Linked DNA regions of Homo sapiens: all the other regions are linked to region 3. A link is an interaction called in ENCODE POLR2A ChIA-PET data of the cell type or tissue named here. Cell type or tissue: MCF 10A. All regions are shown on one strand. Each heading gives the region's core, and the rest is flanking DNA. Links, peaks and the distances in the headings are about the cores only.

Region 1 (7,934 bases), core at 1,953-5,952, 100 kb after region 3:
AGTTGTCCCTAATTGGGCCAATGAGAGCCCCTTCAGGCTGGCTCCTGAGTTCTTTTGATGCACTGCTACTATTCTTTGAGCATATCTTTACTTTCTGGCAAAAGATGTTATAGGCGGATACTGTACTTTGTCCTAGTTAGCTCTTTCTCGAAGTACCCTTATTTCTTTTAATGAAAAATGCTTTTTTGGAAATTGAGATCTGGATACAGTGTTTATTTGCTGTAGGAGTGTTGCTGCTCCCAGGACTACTCAGTGAATAGAGCTAGGGAGTGTGTGTGTTACACACACATTTACCTGTATATTTCATTTATCTACCTTTCTCCATAAATAAGACCATGAACTTACACTGACACATTCAATTCTAGTCCAAACACAACAGAGTTTGTTTCGTCTTTCTTCCTTTCCAAATTTGTAACTCATTTCTCCAACAGTGAGAAATCTACTTTCACTATTCTTCATGGGCATATTTATTCCATCAGTTCTCCTGTATGTATTCAATTTCTCATCCCCACTGTTAAGTTAACTCTTCCCTGGCACAGATGCCCTCATCTCTCTGCTAGGGTTCTGATAATTCTTTATCCCAGGTATGTAGATGAAAATGGAAATTAAGTGATTTGTCCATGGTCACATGATAGGCTATTAAAGGAATTACAGTCCCTGTCCTTTGGCCTGTTTTTTGTTTGTTTGTTTGTTTTTGAGATGGAGTCTCACTCTGTCGCCCAGGCTGGAGTGCAGTGGTGCGATCTCGGGTCACCGCAACCTCCACCTCCCGGGTTCAAGTGATTCTCCTGCCTCAGCCTCCCAAGTTGCTGGGATTATAGGCGAGCACCACCACGCCCGGCCAATTTTTGTATTTTTAGTAGAGATGAGGTTTCACCTTGTTGGCCGGGCTGTTCTTGAGCTCCTGACTTCAGGTGATCCACCCACCTCGGCCTTCCAAAGTGCTGGGATTACAGGCGTGAGCCACTGCATCCAGCTTCTTTGTCATGTGTTAATGATAACTTAATATAATTGGTGATCAAAACATGAACTTTAAAGTTGCTTAGGTCTAGGTTTGAGTCCTCAGCTGTGCCACATATAGGCTGTGTAACTTTGAGGAAGAGGGGGAGGTAACCTTTCTTTAGTCTCATATTTTTTATCGATAAAAAAGGCCGAATATAGGACCTATCTCTGAGGTTACTGTAAAGATTAAATGAGATTATACATATCCTTACTATGCTCAGCATTTGGCACATAGTACACATTTGGTTTTATTATTATTAATACTACTGCTACCATCTCTACTGCCCTTCTGGAGTTTATTTGTACTGCATTTACTTTTTTCATAAGTATTTATTGAGTGCCTAGTCTATACCAGGCTCTGTATTAAGGCTTCAGTTTATTAACAGTAATGAGATAGTGCCTGCCCTCAAGCAGATGACAGTGGTGCTGAAAAGGTAAACTACCGTGCTCCAAAAGTCACCTACGTGGCAATAAGAGTTGTGCCTTAAGGCAAACAAGACTGACTTTCTTATTTCACAAACTTACTTAAATCCTTTTTAGCCTGAGCAACATAGTAAGACCCTGTCCCTACAAAATAAAAATAAAAAATTAGCTGGGCATGGTGGTGTGTACACCTGTGGTCCTAGCTACTTGGGAGGCTGATACGGGGAGGATCGCTTGAGCCAGGGAAGTCGAGGCTGCAGTGAGCTGTGATTGTGCTACTGCACTCCAGCCTGGGCAACAGAATGAGATCCTATCTCAAAACAAAACAAAAACAAACAAAAAGAAATCCTTTTCTTAGTAATTTATCCTGCTATCCAACTCCAAATAAAGCCTCCAACTTTTTCTACAGACTGAAGAACGCAAAGATAGCGATGATGAGAAATCAGACAGGAACAGACCTTGGTGGAGAAAACGTTTTGTTTCAGCCATGCCTAAAGGTAATTTTATAAAATATTAGAACGCTGTATTAGCAATAAGAAGCAAAGCCCCAGAATCTCTTTCAGAGAGCCAATGTCTCAACTCCTCTGTAAGACTTGCTGGGCTTAAGTTTCTAGCTACTTTGAGGGTGTAGAAAGTGGTTCCACTCAGATGAATGCTAAGGCAGAGCTTTAGAAATGTTCTTGTTCTTTGCAGGAAGTGATAGTGGTTTCATAAATGGAAGTCATGCCTGTCACTATTGTTTAAATATCATATACCATTGAAGTTAAACATATAGAGGACTTCTGACATATATATTGCTATTAATTATTGCAGGAAAATGGGACGTTATTGGTAATTAAACATTGAAAACTCATCCTTTACATTCCTGGAATAAGTTGAAGCTTTTTATGTCTATGTTCATTGAGAATGTTTATACTGTAAATATCAGTGAGTGTTTATTTTGGAAGGTAGCTGTATAAAATTGTTTACTTTTTTGGTGAACAGCCTGGCATCATTTGAGTTGGCAAAAGCATCTCTTCCTGAAAGAAGAGAGCATCCAGGAGTAAAGCTAGAAACTTATTCCAAAGGCCTCTTCTCAGCACGGTGGCACTCAGGAACTCTGGGGAGAGCTGCTTTCACGCCATACTCAAGCGCTTGATGAGGAGGAGAGAATGAAGCTAGGAGTTTTGAATGTGTTTTTGAGCAGAGGTTAAGAGTCAGTGGTTTTGATTTTAGTCCCAATGGATTCCTGTTAAATTATTCTTCCTATGACAGATGACTCCGAAGCAGGTTCTGAAAGTTCCTTTAAAAACCTTCATTACTATTTTAAGGACAATTATCAGTCAACACTTGGAATTTCTTAGCTTTTAAACTTTTCAGCCTCCTTTCACTTAGAAATGTTGGCACACCAGTTAACTTCCGAGTAGTGCAGTATGTTATATGTCACACTACTGACTTTATTTAATTTCCAGCTCCTATACCATTTAGAAAGAAAGAAAAACAAGAAAAAGACAAAGATGATCTGGGGCCTGACAGATTCTCAACACTCACAGGTTTGTAGACCCATGGACTTCCTGGCTCCTTCATTCCCAGAGCACATATTTCATAACACTTTTTCTTGGGTGCCATAAGCGTTGCCTTTCTAGAAGAGTGTGTCTGTGTGTACAGTGGGGAGTATGTTCTTCATAGCTCTGTGGTTTCCAGTTGGTGGCCACAGTAAACCTGTGTGCTCTTCCTGCAGACTGCCACCACCATCATCATCCTCATTATCATAACTCCGTTTATGATGAGGCCCCTGATCCTGAGCCTCTAGGCATACCCTACAACTCAACATCTAGTGGGATGATGACACACAGTGCCTTTTAGGAAAGTGTGGTGACAGTTTTGGTGCTGTGCATGCTGTATCTTTGGATCATTGATTGAATAGTTTTCTCTAACATTGATCGTAGAATTCTACATTTATTTTCATCTACAGTTTGTTCTTGATTATTCAGGATCACAGTGAAATTCTGTTTTACCTAATCGTTTCCTTTTTTGTGATAAAGTGTTTGTTCAAACAGTATCATAAATGCCAACCATTATAATGAAAGTTTTAAAAACTTTACTAATTTTTTACAGCTTGAACCATTTTAACATTGCCATCTGACCCAAGGAAAATACAGCTGGGGGTTGGGTTTTTACCTGATTAAGCGTTTGTATTTCTGCAGCTGCTTTTTGGCACATTATGAATGAGCACCCTAAAAGGACAGTTTGAGAGTAGTGTTAATGACCCAGTCTTGGGTTTGATAGCTGTGTATTGTTTCCAGTGGCTATTATAGAGCATCTTGAGCAAGTTTGTTCAACCCACGGACCGCAGACCACAGGCAGCCCAAGACAGCAGGACAGCTTCGAATGCAGCCCAACACAAGTTCATAAACTTAAAACAGTATGAGATTTATGCAGGAACCCTTTTTTTTTTTTTTTAAGCTCATCAGCTATCATTAGTGTTAGTGTATTTTATGTGTGGCCCAAGACAATTCTTCTTCTTCCAGTGTGGCCCAGGGAAGCTAAAAGATTGAACACCCCTGGTCTAGAGGAAAGTTCATTTCTCACCTCTTTTTTTTGATTTTGAATTGTTTTCCTACTAAGTTAAAGTGAAAATTTTTTTCATTAAACAATTTTATTTAAAAATGGGATAGATAATAGGATAAGAACATCCTCATCAAAGAGTTCAGCATTACAGGTAGAATCCCATTTTAATGCCTATTATTCTAATGGTTGGTTCCATATATTTATATGTATTTCCATATCCTAGCATATAAGTCCTTGCTTTATTTGAAATGGTGATTTCCCCAGAATAAAGGGTTTTGAACAGCAGGAGATGTGCTTACAGGCCACAGTTCCCTGCTGAGAGCAGCTAAGCCTGTCCTATTCAATCAGTAAATACTTGTTGACCATGTGACTCATGCCAGGCACTGTGCTAAGTGTTGTGGGTATTAAGTCAAATCACACATGACTCTTCAGGACCTTCCAGTCTGATTGGGAAGAGCTGGAAAGACATTGTCCTTTTGGCAAAGTATTTCTGTATCCTTACGACATGTTCCTAATGTTAGAAGAACACTAGCGTTTACAAAGTGAATTACTCTTAATGACATCTCATGTTTTTAAAATGTTGAATCAACAATTCTGAAGAAGTTATAAATTATTATTATGGTTTGTTTGTTTGAAGGAGTTATATTTTACTTATCCTCTTTAGGCAATATATTTTTCTTGGTTCTTGATACTGGAACTAGAAGCTAAGTAGAGTAGAATAAGTCTTTTTCATAAAGTAATTTATTTTCTTTGGCTGTGATTCAAGCAGATTAGCTTCCTTACTGGTCCAGAAATTTCTACCCAGTCCTTATTAATGACTCATTGAAAGTTTTCATTAAACCAATTTAAAAATGTTATAGGAGGAAATTTCCTAGCAGTCTGTTCATAATTCTGTGACCCTAACTACTGTTCTTTTCCTGTTATCTCCTAATCTTTTTCCATATTTGTACGTGGCTTTTTCTTGACTGAATTAGATTATGCATGTGACTTTGTATTCTTCTTTTACCAAGTTATTTTATAAAACCTCCCCCAATTTTTAGACATAGTTGGGTTTTATATCATTTTTATTAGCTATAAAATAATCTGTCATGGTTTTACTGCAGTGTAAACGTTCTCTTACTAATGGCTATTTAAATTGTTCCCAATTTTTTATTATGAAAATATTACAGATTTATATAAATTGCATTTTTTGTTTAATTATTCTCTGGGGGTAAAATTTTTAAGAACAGTGTTAATAGAAATAAAGATTATAAGCAACATTGTGGCTCTCACTGTGTTTGGCCATAATGTATTGTATTGTCCCTTTTTCAGACCTCTCAACAGCACTGAAAAGTAATAACCAACTGAGTGAGGTGGAGCATGCCTATTATCCCAGCTCTTTTTGGGAGGCCAAAGTGAGAGGATTGCTGGAGGCCAAGAGTTTGGGGTTACATTAAGCTATGTGCCACTGCACTCCAGCCTGGGTGACAGAGCAAGACCTTGTTTCTATTAAAAAAAAAAAAAAAGGCAGTAGCCACAACGTACTTCCCCTTCAAAACAAGATTCTGTAATGATAAATGCTTTATCAGTTTACATTTGGAGACAGATCAGATTTTATTAAGAATCTCTTATGAATTCAAATACTGTTATAGCAAAAATACTAAATTACTTTGGGAATCCTGTCTATATACAATTGTCCTTCAGCATACTCAGGGAATTGGTTCCAGGACTCTTGCCCCCCCACTTCATACCCTAATCCGTGCATACTGGAGTCCTGCAGTTGGCCCTGTGGAAACTGTGTATGTGAAAAGTTGGCCTTCCCTATATGCTTGTTTCACAGCTCTGTGTGAAATGTAGTGTTTTCTTTTTCTTTTCTCTCTCTCTTTTTTTTTTTTTTCTTTTGAGACAGTATCTTGCCCTGCTGCCCAGGATGGAGTGCAGTGGCGCGATCTCAGCTCACTGCAATCTCTATCTCCTGGGTTCAAGTGATTCTTCTGCCTCAGCCTCCCGAGTAGCTGGGATTATAGGCATGCGCCACCATGTCCAGCTAATTTTTGTATTTTTAGTAGAGTTGGGGTTTCGCCATGTTGGCCAGGCTGGTCTCGAACTCCTGACCGTGGGTGATCTGCCCGCATCGGCCTCCAAAGTGCTAGGATTACAGGCGTGAGCCACCGTGCCCAGCCTAATACAGTATCTTCAATCTGCATTTGATTGCAAAAAACTGTGTATAAATGGACCTGTGCAGTTCAAACCCATGTTGTTCAAGGGTCAACTGCAGTTTACTACAATTTCACGGAGACATGAATACCATGTGTTTGTTTCATGAGAACAAAAGAAGAGCCGATGAGCATGCTACTTAAGCTGTCTATGTCTTGATTTCGTCTTCTGTAAAATGAGGATGATAACAACGTTTCTCTGTAAGGTTGTTTGATCAGTAGTTGAGATAATCTCTGTAAGGTACTTAGCACAGTTCCTGGCATGTGGTAAGTGCTCAATAAATGTTAGCTGCTATTAGCTGCTGGAAACACAACACACACACACAAAATACGTATATGTATATATACACATAAGTGTGTGTGTGTGTGTGTATATATATATATAAAATCTAGTGATTTCGATGTGTTTGTATAATTTTTAGAAAATGGGATTCTACCAGAATGTGAACATTTATGGTCACCTGCCTGGCCTAGGACTAACCCAGGAGTTTGTGTTTCACTATGGAACTTTGTCCTGTAGATCTATAGCAATCCCTTGCTTTAACAACCCAGTTGACTACTATTTTAGATTCCAGGATAATATTTTTGATGTGCTGATTTTGACAGAGTAATGGTCCTGTCAGTAAACAGTGCTGCATTTGTGATTGTGGTACGTTTTTTCTCTATGCATCTCAGGTACAATTCCAGCACTCCCCAAGAATGTCTAGATTCTCTAGGAGTGCCTCTGACATCATTGCATGCACAAAAGTGCTCTATTCCAGCAGCAGCACTGTCATGGTGAGATCTAGTGAGATAGAATATGAATATTGTTAGTTTTCAAATGCGTGGAGAGAGATTCATAAAGGAAGAATGGAAAAAGACATTTGTTATTATTTAAAGGGGTTTAAGTCTAAATTTGAATAGTTTTTTTTCCTCCTTCAGCATAGAGATGTCTGAATAAATGAAGTCTGCATGTAAAAATGCACTGTTGGAAGTTCTGTTAGCATGAATTGCTGATAACAGTGATTTGAGTGCAAACACTTTAGAAATCCGTCATCCATTCAGTCTGCCCTGAACTTTGACACTGTCATTCTGGTGATGATGAGAAGGTGGAGCTACTCTTCCCAATTTCCTGCTTTGGCAAGGCTCTCAGACCTAGAAATGGGATGAGTAGGCAGCTGCATGGTGCCTCTTAACATTGAGATATGTGCTCTTTTTAAGTCTTACCTCCTAATCTGCCTTTGGGATTATGCTACTGGTGTCATACTAACATCAGAGGTGGTACAAACCCAAGGGGCTAATTCTCTCACTCTCCTTTCCCTTGCAGATGATCCCAGCCCTAGACTCAGTGCACAAGCTCAGGTGGCTGAGGATATTCTGGACAAATACAGGAATGCCATTAAACGGACCAGCCCCAGTGATGGAGCAATGGCAAACTATGAAAGTACAGGTGATAATCATGACAGAGATTTGAGTAGTAAACTTTTATATCATAGTGATAAAGGTAATCTGAATTTAAGTGGCCTTTAAAAGAAAGAATAGCTAAGGGAGTCAGTTTACTACCTCAAAATTACAGACTGCCTAAACAAATGTTTAAATTGATGTCCTTCTCTGGATTCTCCCACTAGCCCTGGGTACCCCTGAATGTTCAAATGCCTTAGAGTTGTCCTCCTTTGCATCTGGGGTGACTGGCCCACAGAGAGTTGGGGCATATTTTAATGGGAGGAGGTTCTTTTTCAATGTCTACAGCTTTGTAATTTTATCCAGTTATGCACTCTCAATATA
Region 2 (7,934 bases), core at 1,399-5,398, 370 kb before region 3:
CACGCCTGGAAATGACTGTTCTTGTGGCCACAGAAAACAGCATTTAGAAAAGATTAAAAATAGAGGTGATTGTCACAGCCTTGCTTGGTCCTTTAGCAGTATGAGCGCAGGAAACTGACTTATTCTCACCGGAAGGATTTTTCTTTATTCAAATGGTGTTCCAGGAAGCCTGTCCCCTCCCCCCGCACGGGTGGGGGCAGGGTTGGAGGCCCATGCTGTACATAAATCAGGTTCTCGGTGTTGAACCAGTTGACTCAGCTTGGAAAGTGGGGCCTGCTGCTTTAGGGGGAGCCCGGCAGTGCTCCTGAGTGTGCCTTTAAACCGAAAACCTTCAGACTTGATTTGAACAGGAATGTGTTTTCCGAAGTGGAGATTCAAGCTTGTAATTCCTGCCCCATCAGGATCTCCCAATCCACCCTCCTTATGAAATGGGGTCAAGGGAAGGGTCCCCAGGAGGGAAGGTTGGTTGTAGTCTGGTGTAGGGCCTAGTTCATGGACAGTCAGTGCTGAAAGGGGCTCCAGGGTCAGGCCTTTGGCCCAGGACTCTCATTGAACAGATGAGATCAAGCCTGTCAGCTGCTGCCTTGGTCTGGGTGCAGAACCTTGTTGAAGGTCATGTCTTGGGACTCCCCTGCCTGGTGACAGGTTCCTTGAGGCTGCTTAGAGGCCTGGGCTTAGCACATCCAGGGGATGGTCGTTTCTCCATTCATGGCAGCGTCAGAAGCGTCAGAAACCTTGTTACCATGGAGAGTGCTCCACTTGGGGTTGGGGAAAGGGAGGTTAACGGATAAAGGTAACTGAAACCCTGGCAAATACGGGGCCCAGGTGGAGGAGAATGGAACTGATATTTATTGAGTCTCTATCATGTACCAAGAATCGGACTTATATTAGACCATTGAGGACAGGGGAGCAGGGAGAGGGATAGATGGATTGGGGTTGGGGAGGGCAGAGAGGGGCCCTGTCCTGGGGCTGTATAGGGAAGTGTGTGTGGCAGGAGATGACACAGATGGAGTAGAAGGAACCCGGCTGTGCATCTGCGCACACCCTGCACTACCATGCTCTGGCTCTGTGACCTCGGATAGGTCGCATACCCTTTCACAACTCAGCATCTTCTGTTACGTGGCGGACAGCCATGCTGGCTTCCTAGATTCCGTGGGAGCCTCATGGGCTAACATCAGCATCACTGGGCACACAGCAAGTGTCCTGGACATGCAGCTCGGGTCTGCAGATAGAGCGGCAGCATGGGATTGTGGGAGGAGCTTGGGTGTGAGGGCCGTGTAGACAGCTTAGTTTTGTGACCTTGCGCAGGTAATTTCTGTTCTCTGAGCCTCAATTCCATTGCCTTTAAAATGAGATAATGATTATTGTCACAAGGATTTTTGGAATGAGATGGCGTGTGAAAGCACCTGGCACAGGATCCGAGACCTTGTGGCGATTTAAAAGTATGAGTTCCTTTCCCCTTCAGTGAAGCAGCTTCTATACTTCTGGATCAGGGCTCTGTCCAGAGCAGTGGTTGTGAGCGATTTTGCACCCTTCCCCTCCACCCCCAGGAAACTGGAGACATTTTGATGGTTACAGCTTGGGGATGCCACTGGAATCCAGTGGGCAGAGGCCTATGACACACAGCTAAGATCCCACGTCAGAGAATCCTGGGTCCACAGTGTCAGTTGTGCCGTGATTGAGGAAGATCTAGAGGAGATCAAGGGCTGGGCAGGATTCCCTCAGCACCACAGCCTGTTCTCTGAAAAGGCCTAAAGCCAGCCAAGTATGACAGCCGGCTTCACAAATGATAGGTGACTTCAGGGAGGTCCTCCCTGCGCCCCACATCTCCCAACTGCTGAAGGCCCTCACCCATCAATGGGCCGAGTGATTGCTGGACGCGTGGTGCTGAGTTAACGCCACAGCAGTAGCTTTTTGCCCCCGTGGACTAGTTTTATACCTGCCCTTCCCCATCCATCATTTGAATGATGTCATTTGTTAGTTGTGCCAGGTTTACATGAAGAGCAAGTGAGCCTATGTTTTCTGTTCAGCCTATGGGATCCTGCTTATTGCTTTGGGGACACCACATTAGAAAAGAGTTACAAGGGCTGGGCGCGGTGGCTCACACCTGTAATCCCAGCACTTTGGGGAGGCCGAGGCGGACAGATCACGAGGTCAGGAGATCGAGACCATCCTGGCTAACACAGTGAAACCCCGCCTCTACTAAAAATACAAAAAAAATTAGCTGGGCGTGCTGGCGGGCGCCTGTCGTCCCAGCTACTCAGGAGGCTGAGGCAGGAGAATGGCATGAACCTGGGAGGCGGAGCTTGCAGTGAGGCAATATTGCGCCACTGCACTCCAGCCTGGGCGACAGAGCGAGACTCCGTCTCAAAAAAAAAAAGGAGTTACAAAGTAGAGGTTATCAGTGGCTGATATCAGGCTGGCCTTGTTTGGATGGGGAAAAGGAACTCCAGAACTGAAAGACAGAGGGACTGGACTGCCTCTTGAGTGTGGAAGGTGGATCAGAGCCAAGCAGGGAGCTGGGGAACCAGCGCTGGGAGTGGCTTGCCTGGTGGCGCAGACCCAGCTCACTCAAGATGGATCTCATACTGGGGAAGCCAGGAGATTCAGCTCTGCTCCGAAGGCCCTTCCTGTCTGCACGTGGGTATCACTGCATGAAGAGGAGTAGAGACCCGATTGGGCAGAAGCCATTCCTTGTTCTATTTTTGAAGCTTTTTGGCTGAAGCCAGTGTTTCATACGAGGAAATGAAAGTTGGCTGATGTAATTCAGTTTAAAATAGGTGTCACCTTTGGGGACCTAACCCAGATTGTAATTTTCTTTTGCATGCTGGGTATTCAGAACTCAGCAAAGAATGTGTTGTCAGGATTGCAACTGAGGTTGGGGGGTAAGGGTGGAGACTGGCTCATTGTTGGCAAAAGCTTCTGTTAGATTGATAAACTCTTTCCAGGTAACAGTTGGGACCTCATTGATCCCGATAGATCTTAGAAGTTCTAGCACATCTTAATTTCCTTAATAGTTTAATTGATGAAGAGCATTGATGAAGAGTTAGGAGGTCTCCCTTTGTACCTACATTTTCCGCTTTTTTAGAATGAGAAGATGAGAACGACCTCCAGTTCACATGTACGGGTGCTGTGAGGATCCAGTAGGGGAGATACAGTGCTCAGCACCAAGCAGGTGCAAGTGAGCACAATCCAATTTTACATCAAGTTACCCCTCCAGGACAGTTGCTTTGACGTGGAAGGTAGAGAGGGAGTTGAAAGGAGGGTTTGCATGGTTGGCAGAGGTGCCCTGCAGCCTCCCTGTGCAGGCTGTAAACCGTCTCTGCCCCCCTGGAAGCCGTGGAAGGTGGGTGGTATGGATGAGATCCCATCTGACTCTGTTCCTGAGCTGTTTCTGAAGTGAGCTTGTTCATGACGGCATGGATGTGCTTGAGCCTAGCTATCCTTAACTGGTGGTGATGCACAGGGGACATGCTTCGGGCATTCCATGCAGCCTTGCGGAACTCTCCCGTCAACACCAAGAATCAAGCTGTGAAGGTAAAGGGGTGGCGCTGCGGCTCTGCTGGGTGCTGTTGGGACCAGGGCTGTGGGTGTCTGCCCAGTGCGAGTGTGAGCTTTCATCCACATCAGAGGGAGTGAGTTGGCACTGGGCGGGGCTTCCAGGGAAGCCTCCTGGCGCTCCCTAGGTGGTGAGGCTTCTCTGACATCAACGCTGTCAGCGTTTATATACGAGAACCTCCCCACAGAAGCCTTCACTCCTGCTCACGGCCTCGTAGGCTGAGAAGTCAGCCTGGCCCTGGCTGATGAGGAAAATGGATGAATTCGCTCACCTGTGGTGCTTATGCTCCCACAGACTGTTAAATAGGCTTTGTCTGCCTGAGGATTTTAAGTACCCGTACGCTTTCCTACCTTCTAAAAACTAAATTGTGCTTACTGCATCACCAAGTCTAAAATTTGGTTCAGAGAAAGGGGTCTCCCTGCAGCTGGGATTCTGGCAGCTGTGACAGCATCTTGATGTCACCAGTGGCTGCACCTTCACAGAGTTCTGGGGAATGGCCCCACCCTTCTGGGTGTGAACACAAGAGGGACGCTGCAGCCGAGTCAACCTGGTTTTATTTTTATTTTTTAATAGTCCACCACCATTGTGGAGTATAATAAGGCCTTATTGGTGTCATCTAAAATAGTGATGGGCTGGGTGCCATGGTTTATGCCTGTAATCCCAGCACTTTGGGAGGCAGGAGGATCGCTTGAGCTCAGGAGTTTGAGACCAGCCTGGGCAACATAGCGAGACTTTGTCTGTATTAAAAAATAAAAAAAATAATTAGCTGGGCATGGTGGCATGTGCCTGTAGCCCTAACTGAGGTGGGAGGATTGCTTGAGCCTGGGAGAGGCTGCAGTGAGCTGAGATTGCACCACTGCACTCTAGCTCAGGCAACAGAGCGAGACCCTGCCCCTCCCTCCCTCTCTCCCTCTTTTCTCTTCTCTCTCTCTCTCTCTCTCAGAGTTGATACTTGTCCTAGTAAACTACTTACTCCCCCAAAATAAGTAGGGTAACTTGTTGGCATAAATAAAAGATACTTTGAAATTTAAATCCACAAAAGACGTTCTAACCCACTTATTTTAACCATCCTGGACGAATTAGAAACTGGGCAGTGTTTCTGGTGATCTGTGTCCTTGCTTTGGTGTGGGGCATGGCATGGCGGTGCCTTCGCAGCTCTGGGACTCACTTGCTCTTTTTCGTCTGCAGGAGCGAGCCCAGGGCGTGGTGCTGAAAGTGCTCACAAACTTCAAGAGCAGTGAGATTGAGCAGGCTGTGCAGTCACTGGACAGAAACGGCGTTGACTTGTTAATGAAGTACATTTATAAAGGCTTTGAGAAGCCCACAGAAAATAGCAGCGCAGTGTTACTCCAGTGGCACGAAAAGGTATGTGAACGCTGCCACGCGCCCCAGTGAGCCACCTGGCTTGCCTTGGGGTTCGATCAGCAGGCCAGATTTTCCAGAACAAACGTAGGACGGTCTGATAGGCGTGTGGGGTCAGAGGACGAGCCCCAACCTGGGACATGTCATCACTTCCCTCTCCCAAGGAAGCTCCTGGTAGGGACCTGCTGTCTGTGGTAATTGCAGTTACTTTTTTGCTTTTTAGCTGCCGATTTATGTCAGGCAAGACAGGGTGCCCTTGGTACAGGACATGTGGGCAGATAACATGGCATAGTAAGGTGGTCAGGGAGTCTAGGTAGGAAGGGGGCCTGCTGGTTGGTTGGGGCTTCATGATACTTGCAGTGGTGGAGGCAGCTGTTGGGGGTTCTTAGAAATAGAGTCCTCCAGCCAGCTCTAAGGGCTTCCTGCCCTGGCCTCAGCCTTAGCAGGCCAGAGTGAGCAGTGGGCAGAAACCTTGACCTCACTTAATATGGCCTTCGTCCAGGTGAAGCAGAAAGAGCTGTGTCTGCCCTTCGCTTGGGTCCGTGTGAGAGCAAGGCCTTTGGCAAGCCTGTGTCGTGCCTGTACCACTGGGGCTGCCTCCCACACCCTCCCCTGCACACCCCTAGTGCCGCAGTAAGCACGCCCACCATTAAAGCAGACCAGGAGTTACTAACCTGCCTGCCTTCCTCAGAGGCTCAGTGTTGAGTTGGAAGAGAGGGGTTTTACAGTGGGCCAGTCCTTAAGGTGGTGTGGGTGCTGGGCTGTGGTTGTGGCCTTAGGTCTGCTGGCGGGTGTGCTGCACCTCCTTGGCCTCCCCTCTCCTGGGCTCAAGGAAGTAAACAAGTCCTCTGTATGATGGGGAGGCCAGGACCTCTCGTCCCTTTAAGGCAGCTTGGTGCCTGCCAGTCACCTCAGCGGGCGGCAGTCAGTGGGCTTGTGTGCATCTGTAAACTCAGCACTTTGGGAGGCTGAGGCAGGAGGATTGCTGGAGCCCAGGAGTTCAAGAACAGCCCAGGCAATGTAGTGAGAACCCATCTCTACAAAAAAATAAACTAGGCTGGGTGCGGTGGGCTCACGCCTGTAATCCCAGCATTTTGGGAGACGGAGGCAGGCGGATGACCTGAGGTCAGGAGCTCAAGACCAGCCTGGGCAACATGGTGAAACCCCGTCTCTACTAAAAATACAAAAATTAGCCGGGGGTGGTGGCGGGCGCCTGTAATCCCAGCTGCTCGGGAGGCTGAGGCAGGAGAAGCGCTTGAACTGGGGAGGCAGGGTTGCAGTGAGCCGAGATCGTGCCATTGCACTCCAGCCTGGGTGACAAGAGCGAAACTCCGTCTCAAAAAAAATAAATTAGCCGGGCCTGGTGGTGCACACCTGTGGTCCCAGCTACTCAGGAGGATGGCTTCAACCCAGGACATCAAGGCTGTGCAGTGAGCTGTGATCTGGGCAACAGAGTGAGACCCCATCTCAAAAGGGAAGCTCGAGGGCTCTGCTTTGTGTGCTGGTGACAGTGTTCTCAAGCCAGTTCTGCCCAAGAGCCAACAGCTCTCGGGACCCCACGGCTCCAGGACAGGGCTCCTTCCCTAGAATGTGCTCTATCTCAGGAATCCTCTTTCGAGGATCTGTGACGGGATCTAGGTCAGGGAATGTCCCCCCTGTCTCTGGCAAGCCAGGCTCCCCTTGGCCAGCCAGGTCTCATCTGACACGTTTTCTTTTCCTGCCCCCACAGGCCTTAGCAGTAGGAGGACTAGGCTCCATTATAAGAGTTCTTACAGCAAGAAAGACTGTTTAAAAAAAATAAAAAGACTCATGTTACCTTGAGAAGAATTCTGGATGCCCAGGCTGGTGAAGAAGGGATTGACAATGGACCATCTTCCTAGGAACTCCCAAGTAAACTATTTCAGGACATGTATCTGCTGAAATGTATTTTATTTTCAAGGTGGAGGGGAAAATCGTCTGTTTCCTAAATCCTGTTTAGGATCTGATAGTCTATGCCTTTGTCTCCGAGTACTGCAGAACTGACATTTTGACGGTCTACCAGCGTGGCGGCTGGTGTTGGTCAGATGCACCTGTGTGCACTGGGGGAGGGATGGTTTGGGCAGGTGCAGATCCAAGGGCTGTGGTAAACGGGAGAGCTTGTGTTTTTGAAGTGGAAAAAAACCCAAGAGTTTGTACAGACATCCTGTCTTCCCAGAGAAGGTGGACACTCTTGGGCTCATTGTAAAGTGCCTGCTGCATCAATAAAGCTCTTGGCTTATTAGTCTATACATTGCGGTGTGTTTCGTGTATGTAAAAAAAAATGGTAATGAATGGGATGGTAATGAATGAGAGTTCAGTTGTTGTTCCGGAAACCCGATGTGGAAGGAGTAGACCTGTGTCCCTGTTGAGCCACCCCTGGGAGCGAGCATGGCAATCCACAGGCCCTCTGCCACAGGACGCCAGCCTCGGCCTCAGAGCTGCCGGCTGCTGCAGAGAGGTGTTTGCTGAATAAACTATTTATTGTTTCTTATTCCTTTGATTTGTATGTAATTAATTTTGGAGCTTATTTAATTAATTTAATAAAGTGCCAAACATTTAATAATTGATCTAGGCTTTAAAAGTCTTCAGTTTGTGGGATTGCACTTGGAATCTTTTGAGGGTGGGGCCTCAGATGTGCCTGGTCACGTCTCCTGATGCTGGGTTGGCTGTGCTGCAGAATCACTGCTGCATGGACAAGCTTTCTTTAAAGAACTAAACGTCAGAAATGGGGAGCAATCAATCAGCAAATAGATGGTATAATTTGGTTCCCCATAACCAATAACAGAGCTTCTCTGAAGGGCAAAAATGCTTTTCTTTCCTTTTCAGCACATGTGACTGCAGCTTGCATTCTGTTAAAGGTTAGGGCCCCATTCACACTCCAGAAGCTCCTCTGGGTCATACAGCCTTTGGATACAGACTTTGACCAAAGTGACACAGTCCTCCCCTCCACAGCTCTCCCCTCCTCAGTCCCTCTTCAGAACCACTGCAATTCTTG
Region 3 (7,362 bases), core at 1-4,000:
AATTACAGTCAAACCATCACTTTAGTTTTTAAGCCAACTTATTGATGAATACAACATATAAAATTTTATGTCCCTGGAATTGTAAGCATTAAATAATACATGAAAAGTCTATTTTGTTTGGCTTATAGTAAGGGACTCAATAATTAAACCTGACAAGCATGAATACCATTCTGATTAAAATTTTTGAAACCCTTCACGAAGGCTTCTATACATAACAGCCAACCGAGAATACTAATGATCAAAAAATACTTAACATTGTTCTAGAAATATTTACCTTCTTTCCCAAATAAGCCTCAGCGGTTTCTTTCATTTTAGTGAGAACCATGGCAGAAATTTCTTCAGGAGCAAATGTCTTTGTTTGCCCACCTCCAATATCAACTTGAATGTATGGTTTAGTTTTCTTTTCAACCACCTATTTTAAAGAATTATTGTTTTCAGACACAGATACAATGACATCTCAAAGTTTAAAAGACCCACTACCATCCCCACAATTTGGTTTATTTTGGTCCCTTGGGGCTGCAAATTGACTAGAAATACTTCAGGGAGTATAGGTGTCTTACAAAGTTCAGTTTTAATCGGTCTTTTATTCCTAAACTATCGTAGACAGTACGACAGCAACTGTCTTAAGTTTTGTAACATACTAATAGTATTAAAGTTATTACATACATCATGTCTATAACCTTCAACTGTTGTCTCAACACTTTTCCAGAGACTTATAACTCTAAATACTCCCACCACCCACCCGTTCTCTAACTGGATGAGAAAAACCCGGTCGAACCTTGAACGGCAAGAACTTGATGTCCTGCTGCACAGACGGGTCATTCCACGTGCGGCCGATGAGCCGCTTGGCGTCAAAGACCGTGTTCTCGGGGTTGGAGGTGAGCTGGTTCTTGGCGGCATCGCCAATCAGACGTTCCCCTTCAGGAGTGAAGGCGACATAGGACGGCGTGATGCGGTTGCCCTGATCGTTGGCGATGATCTCCACGCGGCCGTTCTTGAACACGCCGACGCTGGCAGAAAAACCCGACAGAGGGACATCAGCACCGCACTTCTCACGCCAGGCCAGGCGGCCACGCCCCGTCCCCCTGCATCCGCAACCCCACTTACCAGGAGTAGGTGGTCCCCAGGTCGATGCCGACCACCGTGCCCACGTCCTCCTTCTTGTCCTCCTCCTCGGCCCGCGCCGCGCTGAGCAGCAGCAGCATCGCGGCCACCAGGGAGAGCTTCATCTTGCCAGCCAGTTGGGCAGCAGCAGGCAGTCCAGCCACAGGCCGTAGCACAGGAGCACAGCGCAATTTCCGACTTGCAGGCGGCAGGGGCCCGGGGTCACAAGGCGCCACGAACCAGGCGAAGGGCAGGTCTAGAAATACAGGCCGCGGCGCTTCCCTCTCACACTCGCGAAACACCCCAATAGGTCAATCTGTCTGTGCTGTCTTGGCCGGCGTCGACCTCACCGTCGCCTACTCGGCTTATATACCCTCCCCCAGCCCCGTCGTGGAGGCCGCCGATTGGTGAAGGCCCTGCTCGTTGGAGGCCGTTCATTGGCCCAGGCCACCAAGCTGGCCGCCGCCGATTCGAAGCGGCCCCCTCCGCAATAAACGTCACTGCTCCGCCCCCCCCAGCTGATTCATTGGCTGCTATTCGTTTCTAACGTTCACCAATGGTAGATAACATCCGCCCCATCCGCTGGTCCCATTGGTTCAGCAGCTGTCTATCTCTCCTGCGACTTCTGACCCCGAGGCATTTCCGCTGGTAACCGCACAAGTCCCGCCTTCACTCCCGGCCCTAGGGGGTCGGAGTAGGTCCAGCAGGAGTGACCCCCCGGGGCTGTGGGATCTGAAACTTTTTCTTCTCTACTGCTTGTTCTCCCTTCCTCCATCCCTCACCCCGAAGCGGGAAGCAGCTTTCTCTTCCCAGCTTCCATCCAGTCTCTGAGTAGACCAGTCGCAGCTTAGATGCTGGGATCGCCTCAGAACACATTTCTTTGCCCTTCACGGCCACTACCGGTATTGGGGTATGCGAGTCTCAGGGCCGTTCGTTGCTCACAGGTCGAGCTGGTCTGGACTCTGTTCGACCACGAATCATGACTCCTTCCTGCCAGTTATGTCCCCTCCGCACCCTTGCCCAGCCATTTTACCAGGCCTCTCCACATTGCGCTGCCCCACGGTAAGTCGCAGGACAAGCCCGGCCAAAGGAATTGCCTCCAGCTCTGAGTCCCCTCCCTACTGTGGCAACCCACTCCAGTGCCAGCCCTCCCACACTGGATGTCTAATTTTTCTAGCTTGCCACCCTTTACTTTCCCCTCCGCTGCCCATCCTTTCCCTCTGGGGCAAAGGTTATCATTTACGGGGCTTTCTCCATCCTTTATTGTTGATACTTTTCTACCTTCATTCCAGGAAAAGGTCTGATGTACACGCAGACAACACATTTGATAGGCGAAAATCGTCTTGATAATGCCTTATTCTTATATAACATCCTGTTGCAAAAAATAATAGAGACCACTATTTGCTGAAAGCCTACCGTGGATTAAGCATTGTTCAGTGTGCTTTTCATGTGTCATTTAGTCTTGACAGTTCAATACTCGGTAGGCATTTCCCGTTTTCCAGATGAGGACATTGAAACTGAAAAAGATTAAATAACTAAACAAGTCACAGAGCTGGTGAGTGATGGAGTTAGGATTGATAACCAGGTGGAGTTCACTCTATTGCCAATACTTTTTTTTTTTTCAAGACGGAGTATCACTCTGTCACGCCCAGGCTGGAGTTCAGTAGTGCAATCTCAGCTCACTGCAACCTCCGCTTCCGGGGTTCAAGCGATTCTCCTGCCTCAGCCTCCTGAGTAGCTGGGATTACAGGCACGCACCACCATGCCTGGCTAATTTTTTTTTTTTTTTTTTTGTGGAGATGAGGTTTCACCATTTTAGCCAGGCTGGTTTCGAACTCCCAACCTCAAGCGATCTGCCCACCTCGGCCTCCCAAAGTGCTGGGATTACAGGTGTGAGACACTGTGCCTGATCTCTTAACTTTAAAACAAAAAATTCATCTGTGGCCGGGCGTGGTGGCTCACGCCTGTAATCCCAACACTTTGGGAGGCCGAGGTGGGCGGATCACGGGGTCAGGAGATCAAGACCATCCGGGGTAACACGATGAAACCCCATCTCTATAAAAATCCAAAAATTAGCTGGGCGTGGTGGTGCATGCCTGTAGTCCCAGCTACTCGGGAGGCTGAGGCAGGAGAATCGCTTGAACCCGGGAGGTGGAGGTTGCAGTGAGCCGAGATCACGTCACTACACTCCAGCCTGGGCAGCAGAGCTAGACTCCATCTCAAAAAAAAAAAAAAAATTCATTTGTTTGAGGAATGTTTTTGGAGGACCTACTATGGAAAGGGCAAAGCTCTGATATGAAATATTTGAGATTCATGGGTATACTGTGTCCAGATACCACTAAAACATCCTAAACACACTTTATTAAGATGTTGAGCCTGTGACTCAGTACTCAAGAATTTTCTTTTTCCTTAGTGCTTCTCAAAGGTTAGACTGGTGACTCAAGAGTTGACTCTGTTCACTACAGAGGTTGCATCATGCATCTCTTTCAGCAGGGCTTGTAATCCTGCGGCAACATTGACCCTTCTTTGGCTTGCATCAGTCCAGCATTAAGATAGAAATCATCATTTGACCACATTACAGCTTCTTTCATTTCAATCAAATGTTTTTATAGTGCAGTCCATTTCCATTAAAAAAAAAAACTCTCCATTTCAGCCTTATCCTTGATTAACAGAGTAACGTTTTGTAACTCTCCTTTTTGTAAAATTTAGAAAAGCGATACATGGCTAACTTCCAAAGGGAATTGAATATATTGTGGTTTCATCTTTTTAAAACCAGACATTTTACATACATTTTCTAGTATATTCCAAAGCACAGTCACTTACGAATAGGAAAGTACATGGTCAAAACTAGCTTGCTGAACATTAAATGCCAAAAATAATATCCAGGTCAAGTTATCAATACTTAACTGTTAGACACTGTGCTAAAGACGTACGTGCATTATCTCTTTTTATCTTTAAGAAAGCAGTTTTTTGTAATCCCAGTATTTTGGGAGGCCGAGGTGGGCGGATCACGAGGTCAAGAGATCGAGACCATCCCGGCCAACATGGTGCCCAGTCTCTACTAAAAATACAAAAATCAGTTGGGTGTAGTGGCGCGCGCCTATAGTCCCAGCTACTGCTACTCAGAGGATGAGGCAGGAAAATCGCTTGAACCTGGGAGGCGGAGGTTCAGTGAGCTGAGATCGCACCACTGCACTCCAGCCTGGCCACAGAACGAGACTCTGTCTCAAAACAAAAACAAAAACAAAAACAAAAAGAAACAAACAAAAAAGCATTTTTTTCTTACCCCTATTTTAGAGTGAAGGAATCTGAAGCCCCAAGAGGTAAAGAAACTTGCCCAGGAGATTGCACACCTAAGATAATGAGCCAGTATTTGAGCCTTGGCAGTTTGATTTTTAACCTCTATAGGTTGTCATCTTGAGCTTCAGATTTATAAGACTTAATTTTGGGTTTCGGCATGGTGGCTCAGATGTGTAATCCCAGCACTTTGGGAGGCCAAGGTGGGTGAATCACTTGAGGTCAGGAGTTCGAGACCAGCCTGGCCAACAGGGCAAAACTCCATCTCTAATAAAAATACAAAATTTGCTGGGCATGGTAGCACACGCCTGTAATCCCAGCTACTCGAGAGGCTGAGGCATGAGAACCACTCGAACCTGGGAGGCGAAAGTCACAGTGAGCCAAGATCGCACCACTGCACTCCAGCCTGGGCAACAGGGTGAGACTGTCTAAAAAGAAAAAAAAAAAACCTTACATTTTGTTTTAGGATATAGAGTAGTCACATATTTTGGGTTTTAAATTTAAAGTTTATAATTTTCATAGATATGGGGTCTAGCTACATTAACCAGGTTGGTCTCAAACTCCTGGCCTCAAGCAATCCTCCCACTTCAGCCTTCCAAAGTGTGGGAATTACAGGAATGAGCCACCACATCCAGCTCCAGTTACACATTTTGTAAATATTTTGATAACAGATGATATGCAAATATAAATTTTTATCCAGAAATTTAAACCAGCCCATTTCACTTGTGCTCCTATGGGTAAGAAAATTGCTTTCCAGGCTGGGCCTGGTGGCTCACACCTGTAATCCCAGCACTATGGGAGGCCGAGGCAGGCGGATAACCTGAGGTCGGGAGTTCGAGACCAGCCTGGTCAAAATGGAAAACCCCGTCTCTACTAAAAATACAAAATTAGCCCAGCGTGGTGGCTCATGCCTGTAATCCCAGCTACTCGAGAGGCTGAGGCAGGAGAATCACTTGAACCCGGGAGGCGGAGGTTGAGGTGAGCTGAGATCATGCCATTGCACTGCAGCCTGGGCAACAAGAGCGAAACTCTCTCTCAAAAAAAAAAAAAATTGCTTTCCATTTCCTACCTGATCTCAGAAAGCTAATTAAGCAGAGGTAAGACTTATTAGGATTGGATGTCATTTAGCTCTTAAATCTTCTTTTGTGGCCATGCGCGGTGGCTCACGCCTGTAATCCCAGCACTTTGGGAGGCCCAGGCGGGTGGATCACGAGATCAGGAGATCGAGACCATCCTGGCTAACACGGTGAAACCCCGTCTCTACTAAAAATACAAAAAATTAGCCGGGCACGGTGGCGGGCGCATGTAGTCCCAGCTACTCAGGAGGCTGAGGCAGGAGAATGGTGTGAACCCAGGAGGTGGAGCTTGCAGTGAGCTGAGATTGCGCCACTGCACTCTAGCCTGGGCGACAGAGCGAAACTCTGCCTCAAAAATAAAAAGTAAAAAATAAATCTTCCTTTGTGAAAGAGGACTAATAATAAATGACAAGCATCCAGCAGGAAGAAAAAGGAAAGGACCTATGTAATTTACAAGTTTAATATTAACATTTAGATCCTGATAATTGAGAATTTTCCACATGTTTTGTTAGAGAGAACATTCAACTAGGTGATAAGGCACATAACTTTGACAAAAACCAATTTCTCAGAGCCACAGTTTTTTTTTTTTTTTTTTTTTTTTTTTTTGAGACAGAGTCTTGCTCTGTTGCCCAGGCTGGAGTGCAGTGGCATGATCTTGGCTTACTGCAGCCTCTGCCTCCCCGGTTCCAGCGATTATCCTGTCTCAGCCTCCTGGTAGCTGGGATTACAGGGGTACACCATCATGCCCAGCTAATTTTTGTATTTTTAGTAGAGATGGGGTTTTGCCATGTTGGCCAGGATGGTCTTGAACTCCTGACCTCAGGTGATCTGCCCGCCTCGGCCTCCCAAAGTGCTGGGATTATAGGCGTGAGCCACCACGCCCAGCCAAGCTCAGATTCTTAATCTATTGAATGTCAGGAATTTCTGTCCTGCCTGTCTTACTGGACTGCTTCAAGGATCAAATGAGATATTGTATGTGAAAGTAGTGTGAAGGTTGTAGAACAGTGGTAATGCCATTGCTAATCATAGAAATATAACGTGAGAAGAAATTTTAGAAGTAAGGCCAAGTGCAGCGGCTCATGCCCATAGTCCCACCACTTTGGGAGGGCGAGGTGGAAGGAAACTTGAGGCCAGGTGTTTGAGACCAGCCTCGGCAAAACAGAGAGATCGCCTCCTTCTGTGAAAATATTTAAAAATTAGCCAGTCATTGTGGTGCGTGCCTGTAGTTCCAGATACTCAGAAAGCTGAGGTGGGAGGATCACTTGAGCCCAGGAGTTTGAAGCAGCAATGAGCAATGATTGTGCCACTGCACTCCAGCCTGGACAACAAAGGAAAACACCTCTCAAAAAATAAAAAATAAATGGTACATCTAATTAATCCTATATTGGTCACATAGATGTCTTTTTTTTTCTTTCGAGACAGAGTCTTGCTCTGTTGCCCAGGCTGGAGGGCAGTGGTGCAATCTCGGCTCATTGCAACCTCCGCCTCCTGGGTTCAAACAATTCTCCTGTCTCAGCCTCCCGAGTAGCTGGGATTACAGGCACACAGCACCACACCCAGCTAATTTTTGGATTTTTAGTAGAGACAGGGGTTTCACCATGTTGGCCAGGCTGGTCTCAAACTCCTGACCTCGTGATCTGCCCGCCTTGGCCTCCCAAAGTGCTGGGATTACAGTTGTGAGCCATCTGCATCCAGCCCACATAGATGTCTTTATTAAGGTGCTAAGAATAATTTATTCACCCTTCATCAAACAACTCTCGAATAAAACAAAAGTGTCACCTTAACACCTGAGCCAGAAGCAATAGTAGGTATAAATCATGTATTTTATTTTTTTTGGTACTTCTGAAAGTACAATGTGCTATGCAATTAATTTCCTTCCTTGTCT
Region 4 (7,934 bases), core at 1,614-5,613, 81 kb before region 3:
CATGAAAATAACATTAATAAAGTGAAAAAATCAGGTATGTCCCCATTTTAGTGTGCACGTGTTTGTACATATATAAACACACATAAACACACACACACACATACAAAATGGATGAGAATGGACTCTCAAATTTGTGCAGAACATTCACCTTCAGCAGATTCTAGATTCCCACTCCAAAATATTTTGATTAATAAATCTGTGGTGAGGCCCAGCATTCTCCTTTTTTTTTTGGTTTTTTTTTTTTTGAGACGGAGTCTCCCTATGTCGCCAGGCTGGAGTGCTGTGGCATGATCTCGGCTCACCACAAACTCTGACTCCTTGGTTCAAGCAATTCTCCTGCCTCAGCCTCCCGAGTAACTGGGATTACATGCACACACCACCACGCTCAGCTCATTTTTGTATTTTTAGAAGAGAAGGGGTTTCACCATATTGGTCAGGATGGTCTCGATCTCCTGATCTTGTGATCCGCCTGCCTCAGCCTCCCAAAGTGCTGAGATTACAGGTGTGAGCCACCCCACCCGGCCGGCAATCTACATTTTTAATGAGAACCCAGGTGATTCCAGCTACACTTTGAGGCACAGATCTAGAAAGATGCACACCAAAAAGTTAACAGTGGTCTTCTCTCGAGCATAAGATTTTCAATTGTTTGGGAGGAGTGAAGGAGTGAGGATGTGGGGAAAATAATATACATAAAGCATGTGTATGACTTGTGTAGCTTTGTTTTCCAAAGAGGAAAGTAAAATAATATTCAGAATCAGAGAAATAGGAATTCTTACCATAAAATCCATAGACCTGTGTTATCTGTCTACTCTCATGATTTCCTCGCAAAAGTGTAATACGATCAGGCCATTTAGCCTTTAATGCAAGAAGGTAAGTGAAGGTCTCCAAACTATAGTAACCTCTGTCTACAAAATCACCCTGTGAAGTAAAAGTTTACAGTTACAAACAATACAATAGCCACAATATTCTTTTCAAATTATATCAAACTGTACAAACATATAGTTTATAACTACAATAAAGAGTTACATACTGAATTATTTGGAAATTTGATTTTAACAAAAAAATAAAATACACGTAAACAAATTTTTTCTATTAAATGTTTATACAAACAAGATTTTTGATTCCAGGGAAATCTACAAGAATCTGCTGTGCCATTCTCTCAAAAACTTTCCCTGAAAAAAAAAACCACCATTTTTTTTTCTTTTTTTTCTTTTTTTGAGACAGTATCACTCTGTCACCCAGGCTGGAGTGCAGTGGCACAATCTCGGTTCACTGCAACCTCCGCCTCCCGGGTTCAAGCGATTCTCTTGCCTCAGACTCCTGAGTAGCTGGGATTACAGGTACAAGCCGCCACCACACCCGGCTGATTTTTGTATTTTTTGTAGAGACGGGGGTTTCACCAGGTTGGTCAGGCTGGTCTCAAACTCCTGACCTTGTGATCCACCCACGTTGGCCTCCCAAAGTGCTGGGATTATAGATGTGAGCCACCACACCTGGCAAAACCACCATTTTTTCAATCCTCTATTACCTACATTAGTTGATTTGGTCATCTGCTAACCAGTATTTTTTAAGTTTTTTTTTTTTTTTTTTTTAGATGGAGTTTCACTCTTGTTGCCCAGGCTGGAGTGCAATGGCGTGATCTTGGCTCACTGCAACCTCCCCTTCCTGGATTCAAGTGATTCTCCCACCTCAGCTTCCTGAGTAGCTGGGATTACAGGCATGCACCACCAAGCCCGGCTAATTTTGTATTTTTTTTTTTTTTTTAGTAGAGACGGGGTTTCTCCATGTTGGTCAGGCTGGTCTCAAACTCCTGACCTCAGGTGATCCACCTGCCTCGGCCTCCCAAAGTGCTGGGATTACAGGCGTGAGCCACTGCGCCCGGCCAAGTAATTTAATTTTTAAAAATTCAATTTTTTTTTTTTTTTAGAGATGGGGTCTCACTATGTTGCCCAGGTTGGTCTAGAACTCCTGAGCTTAAACAATCATCCCACCTCAGCCTCCCAAGTAGCTGGGACTACAGGCATGTACCACCATGCCCAGGTAAAATAATTTTTTATTTTAAGAATCATTTTAACTGTATTGGAAGAGTTGCCTACTTGAAGAAAAAAATTTTTTGTAAAAGCAAATACCATAATTATAACAGCGTTCTAGGCTCAGTTTTGCATTTAACAACCATATATGATAATATACTATTTACACTTCCCATTAATGTCTGACTTGGGCCAATATTACACCAATAGGAAAACAGCTGAAAGAATAGGAAAGTGGCCGGCGTGGTGGCTCACCCCTGTAATCCCAGCACTTTGGGAGGCCAAGGCAGGGGCCGAGGTGGGCGGATCACGAGTTCAAGAGATCCAGACCATCCTGGCCAACATAGTGAAATCCTGTCTCTACTAAAAATACAAAAATTAGCTGGGCGTGGTGGCGCACGCCTGTAATACCAGCTACTCGGGAGGCTGAGGCAAGAGAATCACTTGAACCCAAGAGGCAGAGGTTGCAGTAAGCCAATCGCACCACTGCACTCCAGCCTGGCAACAGAGAGAGACTCCGTCTCAAAAAAAAAAAATAAGAAAGTGACCCAGAAACTTTCAGAAGGAAAGAAAATGAGAGAAGGATCCAGAAAAAGTTCAACAGTAACATTACATTCCAAAAGAAAAGCAAACATCTATAGCAAATGTGTATGTGTGTATATTAATCCATCCATAGATTAACGAGAGATAAAAATGAATGCTCGAAAAGTCTGAATAAATAATAGTCAATTGAAGATTTTTGCCTTAAACCAGGGGTTCTGGGTTATTTTTTATGCCCAACCATTACTGACAGCTACAACCCAACCCTATCTACAGTGGCTTACTAAGGCAATTAATTAGAGGACATAGTTAAATGTAGAAAAGTATACAATCACCTTGATATGGTTTGGCTGTGTCCCCACCCAAATCTCATCTTGAATTCCCACATGTTGTGGGAGGGACTCGATGGAAAGTAATTGAATCATGGGGGCAAGTCTTTCCTGTGCTGTTCTCATGACAATAAGTCTCATGAGATCTGATGGTTTTAAAAACAAGAGATCCCTGCACAGTCTCTCTCTCTTTGCCTGCCGCCATCCACATAAGATGTGACTTGGTCCTCCTTGCCTTCTGCATGATTGTGAGGCCTCTCCAGCCATGTGAAACTGTTAAGTCCATTAAACCTCTTTTGTAAATTGCCCAGTCTCAGGTATGTCTTTATCAGCGGCGTGAAAACGGACTAATACACATCTTTTAATATACTGAAATAGGGACTGTCACATGGTAAAGAATTATTATGCAATTTACATTTAATAAGTCAGATCCTTTCCATTTTAAACAAGCACTTGATATCACTGGTGTTTACATACCATAAATATGTAGTTTGTGTCAGGAACCTGACCTCCAGTTCTGAACAGTTCACAAAGGTCATAAAACTATAAAAGAAATGCAATACATGCTGATTACAAATTCCTGTTAAGAAGCAAAGCAACAAAACTGAGAGTGAAATGTGTAAAGAAGCAGCTAAGAGGACTCCAAATATTTACATTTTTAAGAAATAAAGTGTAAGCCAAACTGCCAAGCACACAGTTCTCAAGACTAAAAAAAGCACTAAATAAAGCTCAGTTACCATAAAGTCACTCCTAGATTATTATCATAGGATTCCCTTTCTCATTTTCTTTCATACATCTCCCCATCTATCTCTTGAGAATTCTGACATCCTTTATCAATTGTCTAATTTCTCAGTAAGCTAATCTAACAGCCCACCCAAATTCTGTATCTATTTTAATGAGACAAAAGATTACAGAAACAAGTGGATACCTCTTTTTCTTCCAAACTGAACTTACATGACACTCCAGTGTTATACAGAGATCTTCCCACATTCTACAGTTAGAGTTATATACCCTCAGGCTCCACAGCCATGGAGTGTCTCCTCAATGATCAGTTAAAAAAAAATTATATATTTCATCATATTTTTTGTTTTTTGTTTTAAGACAGGGTTTGGCTCTGTTACCCAGGCCGGAATGCAGTGGTGCAATCATAACTCACTGCAGCCACAAATTCCTGGGCTCAAGTAACCCTCCTACCTTGCCCTCCTCAGTAGCTAGGACCACAGTTACACACCACCATGCCCAGCAAATTTTTATAGAGACAGGGTCTCGCTTTTTTGCCCAAGCTGGTCTCAAACTACTGGCTTCAGGCAATCCTCCCACCTCAGTCTCCCAAAGTGCTGGGATTACAAGTGTGATCCATGACACCCAAGGATATTTCATCATATTTCTATTTACTGAAATTTGGTAACTGGCAAATTGTGCATTTGTCAAATTTCAGTCCACTAGATTATTACCCTAGCCCTAATTTCCAAAGAAAGCATTACAGTTTTTCTGGAAGAAAAACGATTTTGGATTAAGGGAATTGACTACAATACATTGGACCAATTACAACTAACAACTTCTAACACATTCATCTTTTACACTTGAAATAAAATTATCATTTAAACTTTTAACACTTAATAGGAATGTTAGTCAAAGTGAAGAAAACTGAAAGTGAGATGTTAACTACTGAAAGAAATAAAGTAACACCTTTTATAACAATGTTCCATAAGTCTAAAAAGTCAGACAAAAAAAAAAAAACAACTTTAGGAAGCTTAATATAAAATGTATCTGAAAATTAGCTAACAGGCCAAGCTGCTCACACCTGTAATCCTGGAACTTTGGGAGCTCACGCCTGTAATCCCAGCACTTTGGGAGTCCCAGGCAGGCAGATCACTTGAGGTCAGGAGTTCAAGACCAGCTTAGCCAATGTGGTGAAACCCCATCTCTACTAAAAATACAAAAATTATCCAGGGGTGGTGGCCTGCACCTGTAATCCCAGCTACCTGGGAGGCTGAGGCACAAGAATTGCTTGAGCCCAGGAGGTAGAGGTTGCAGTGAGCCAAGATCATGCCACTGCACTCCAGCCTGGGCAACAGAGCAAGATTCTGTCTCAAAAAAAAAAAAAAAAAAAAAAAAAAGTGTTATGGTCCGGGCACAGTGGCTCACACTTGTAATCCCAGCATTGTGGGAGGCTGAGGCAGGTGGATCATGAGGTCAGGAGATCAAGACCAGACTGGCCAACATGGTGAAACCCTGTCTCTACTAAAAATACAAAAATTAGCTGGGCATCATGGTGGGCACCTGTAATCAATCCCTGCTACTCGGGAGGCTGAGGCAGGAGAATCACCTGAACCTGAGAGGTGGAGGATGCAGTAAGCCAAGATCACGCCACTGCACTCTAGCCTGGGTGACAGAGCAAGACTCCGTCTCAAAAAAAAAAAAAAAAAGTGGGCCAAGCACAGAGGCTCACGCCTGTAATCCCAGCACTTTGGGAGGCCGAGGCGGGTGGATCACCTGAGGTCAGGAGTTCGAGACCAGCCTGGCCAACATGGCGAAACCCAGTCTCTACTAAAAATACAAAAATTAGCCAGGCGTGGCGGCGGGCACCTGTAGTCCCAGCTACCTCAGGAGGCTGAGGCAGGAGAATCACTTGAACCTGGGAGACGGAGGTTACAGTGAGCCAGGATGGTGCCACTGCATTCCAGCCTGGATGACACAGCAAGACTCTGTCTCAAAAAAAAAAAAGTGTTATGACAACATTTAAAACATCAAAAGAAACAGCCTTCATGACTAACATAAGTGAATATCTTAAATTAAGATCTAGCAACTCAAGGACCTTATGAGGCCATGAATAAAAATTATGACGAAAACCATGTAGCAAAATGCAAAAATCATTAGGGAAAAGAATGGAATACAAAACTATACCTATAACTACACAATTCTATTATGTAAAAAATTGAGTAGTTATATACACAAAGTCAGGAAGTGAACATTAAAAAGTTTTGTAAGTCAGTTTTTTAATAAAAATATGGTAGAAGAGTGAGTATCCTTAAACTTTTCTATTGATGTTTACAGATATGTTTTTTTGTTTTGTTTTGTTTTTTTGAGACAGTCTCACTCTGTTGCCCAGGCTGCAATGCAATGGTGCGATCTCGGCTCACTGCATCCTCCGCCTCCCAGGTTCAAGTGATTCTCCTGCCTCAGCCTCCCGAGTAGCTGGGATTACAGGCGCGTGCCAACAGCCCCAGCTAATTTATGTATTTTTAACAGAGACGGGGTTTCACCATGTTGGTCAGGCTGGTCCTGAACTCCTGACCTTGTGATCCGCCCGCCTCGGCCTCTCAAAGTGCTGGGATTACAGGCGTGAGCCACTACGCCTGGCCAGATATCTGTTCTTAAACAAAAGCTTTTAAAGTTTGTATTTACCAGACACACAGGTAGACGATTAAATATTCTGCGTCAGTGATACATAGGTTCCCATTTCCCGAGAACTTGGGCAATTCTTTTTTTTTTTTTTTTGAGACGGAGTTTCGTTCTTGTTGTCCAGGCTGGAGTGCAATGGCACGATCTCAGCTCACTGCAACCTCCACCTCCTGGGTTCAAGTGATTTTCCTGCCTCAGCCTCCCGAGTAGCTTATCTGCCACCGCACCCCCGCTGATTTTTGTATTTTTATTAAAGACGGGGTTTCACCATGTTGGCCAGGCAGATCCTGAACTCCTGACCTCAGGTGATCCACCCGCTTCGGTTTCCCAAATGCTAGGATTACAGGCATGAGCCACAGCACACGGCCCTATTTTCATCCTACATTACTAGACACCTACCTCATCGTCAAATAATATCTACCATCTACTCTATGTCTCTCCCTCACTCTCTTTTTTTTTTTTTTTTTTTTTTTTTTGAGACGGAGTCTCAGTCTGTTACCCAGCCTGGAGTCCAGTGGTGCAATCTCAGCTCACTGCTGCCTCTGGCTCCTGGGTTCAAGCAATCCTCCTGCCTCAGCCTCCCAAGTAGCTGGGACTACAGGCACGTGCCACTACACCTGCCTAATTTTTGTACTTTTTTGTACAGAAAGGGTTTCGCCACATTGGCCAGGTTGGTCTTAAACCCCTCACCTCAGGTAATCTGCCCGCCTCAGCCTCCCAAAGTGCTAGGATTACAGGCGTGAGCCACTGCACCCAGCTACTCTGTTTTTCATATTTCAGATACTCTGCTCCCATTTTAAACCAAAAACAATCTTAAGAAGTAGATTTTTTTCTTTAATTATCATTATTTTTGAGATGGAGGCTCACTATATTGCCCAGGTTGGTCTCAAACTTTTGGGATCAAGCAATCCTCCCACCTCAGCCTCCTGAGTAGCTGGAACTACATATATGTACCACTTTACCCAGCCTGGGAAGTGGATTTTTTTTTGAGACGGAGTCTCGCTCTGTCACCCAGACTGGAGTGCAGTGGCATGATCTCGGCTCACTGCAACCTCCACCTCCCAGGTTCACGTCATTCTCCTGCCTCAGCCTCCCGAGTAGCTGGGACTACAGTCATGTGCCACCATGCCCAGCTAATTTTTGTATTTTTAGTAGAGACGGGGTTTCACCACATTGGCCAGGATGGTCTTGATCTCTTGACCTCGTGATCCGCCCGCCTCGGCCTCCCACAGTGCTGGGATTACAGGCGTGAGCCACCGCGCCCGGCTGGGAAGTGGAATTTTTTTTTTTATCAGAGGCAAGGAAACATCCAGTCTGCCCAGTAGTTCTCAAACTTTTTGGTTTCAGGATTCATTTGTGATCTTAAAAACCAGAGGTCCTGAAAATCTTTTATGTAAGTTTTACAAATCAATATTTACCATATTAGAGATTAAAACTCAGAAGTTTTAAATATTTAAATGAATTTTTAAAAATTAATAACATAGGCCAGGCACGGTGACTCACACCTGTAATCCCAGCTACTTGGGAGGCTGAGGCAGAAGAATCGCTTGAACCCGGGAGGCAGAGGTTGCAGTGAGCTGAGATCACACCATTGCACTGCAGTCTGGGTGACAAGAGTGAAATTCCATCT

Evidence for each region. ChIA-PET counts read pairs that join two places held together with the same protein. Peaks named below come from ENCODE experiments on the same cell type or tissue, not always from the same donor. Only the 100,000 strongest peaks of a DNase experiment are listed, where the experiment ranks them.
Region 1: POLR2A ChIA-PET joins it to region 3 with 27 read pairs; 17 of 35 experiments call an interaction of 5 or more read pairs at or near these places.
Region 2: POLR2A ChIA-PET joins it to region 3 with 11 read pairs; 20 of 35 experiments call an interaction of 5 or more read pairs at or near these places.
Region 4: POLR2A ChIA-PET joins it to region 3 with 11 read pairs; 17 of 35 experiments call an interaction of 5 or more read pairs at or near these places.

What each region holds. Positions count from the first base shown.
Region 1 is chr9:125,339,343-125,347,276 of GRCh38, forward strand. GAPVD1 (GTPase activating protein and VPS9 domains 1) reads left to right here. Exons shown (of 28, transcript NM_001282680.3): 18 at 1,835-1,922; 19 at 2,877-2,957; 20 at 7,477-7,599. Among named protein-coding and RNA genes, the nearest start is that of GAPVD1, 81 kb to the left of the region's middle. In MCF 10A, for the core only: no CTCF peak of the experiment used is centred there; no DNase peak of the experiment used is centred there.
Region 2 is chr9:124,870,228-124,878,161 of GRCh38, forward strand. It overlaps ARPC5L (actin related protein 2/3 complex subunit 5 like), which reads left to right. Exons shown (of 6, transcript NM_030978.3): 4 at 3,465-3,537; 5 at 4,748-4,924; 6 at 6,651-7,506. The coding sequence ends at 6,713. Among named protein-coding and RNA genes, the nearest start is that of ARPC5L, 12 kb to the left of the region's middle. RefSeq lists enhancers at 1-158, 619-668, 2,307-2,807, 2,505-2,734. In MCF 10A, for the core only: no CTCF peak of the experiment used is centred there; DNase peaks (open chromatin) are centred at 2,324 and 3,644.
Region 3 is chr9:125,239,898-125,247,259 of GRCh38, forward strand. It overlaps HSPA5 (heat shock protein family A (Hsp70) member 5), which reads right to left and starts at 1,446. Exons shown (of 8, transcript NM_005347.5): 1 at 1,108-1,446; 2 at 779-1,010; 3 at 275-412. The coding sequence starts at 1,229. It overlaps HSPA5-DT (HSPA5 divergent transcript), which reads left to right and starts at 1,759. Exons shown (of 3, transcript NR_186826.1): 1 at 1,759-2,166. RefSeq lists enhancers at 855-934, 1,076-1,580, 1,473-1,767, 1,581-2,085, 1,735-2,044 and 1 more. In MCF 10A, for the core only: no CTCF peak of the experiment used is centred there; DNase peaks (open chromatin) are centred at 1,614 and 3,564.
Region 4 is chr9:125,157,465-125,165,398 of GRCh38, forward strand. It overlaps PPP6C (protein phosphatase 6 catalytic subunit), which reads right to left. Exons shown (of 7, transcript NM_002721.5): 3 at 3,377-3,442; 4 at 777-918. Among named protein-coding and RNA genes, the nearest start is that of SCAI, 18 kb to the left of the region's middle. In MCF 10A, for the core only: no CTCF peak of the experiment used is centred there; a DNase peak (open chromatin) is centred at 3,987.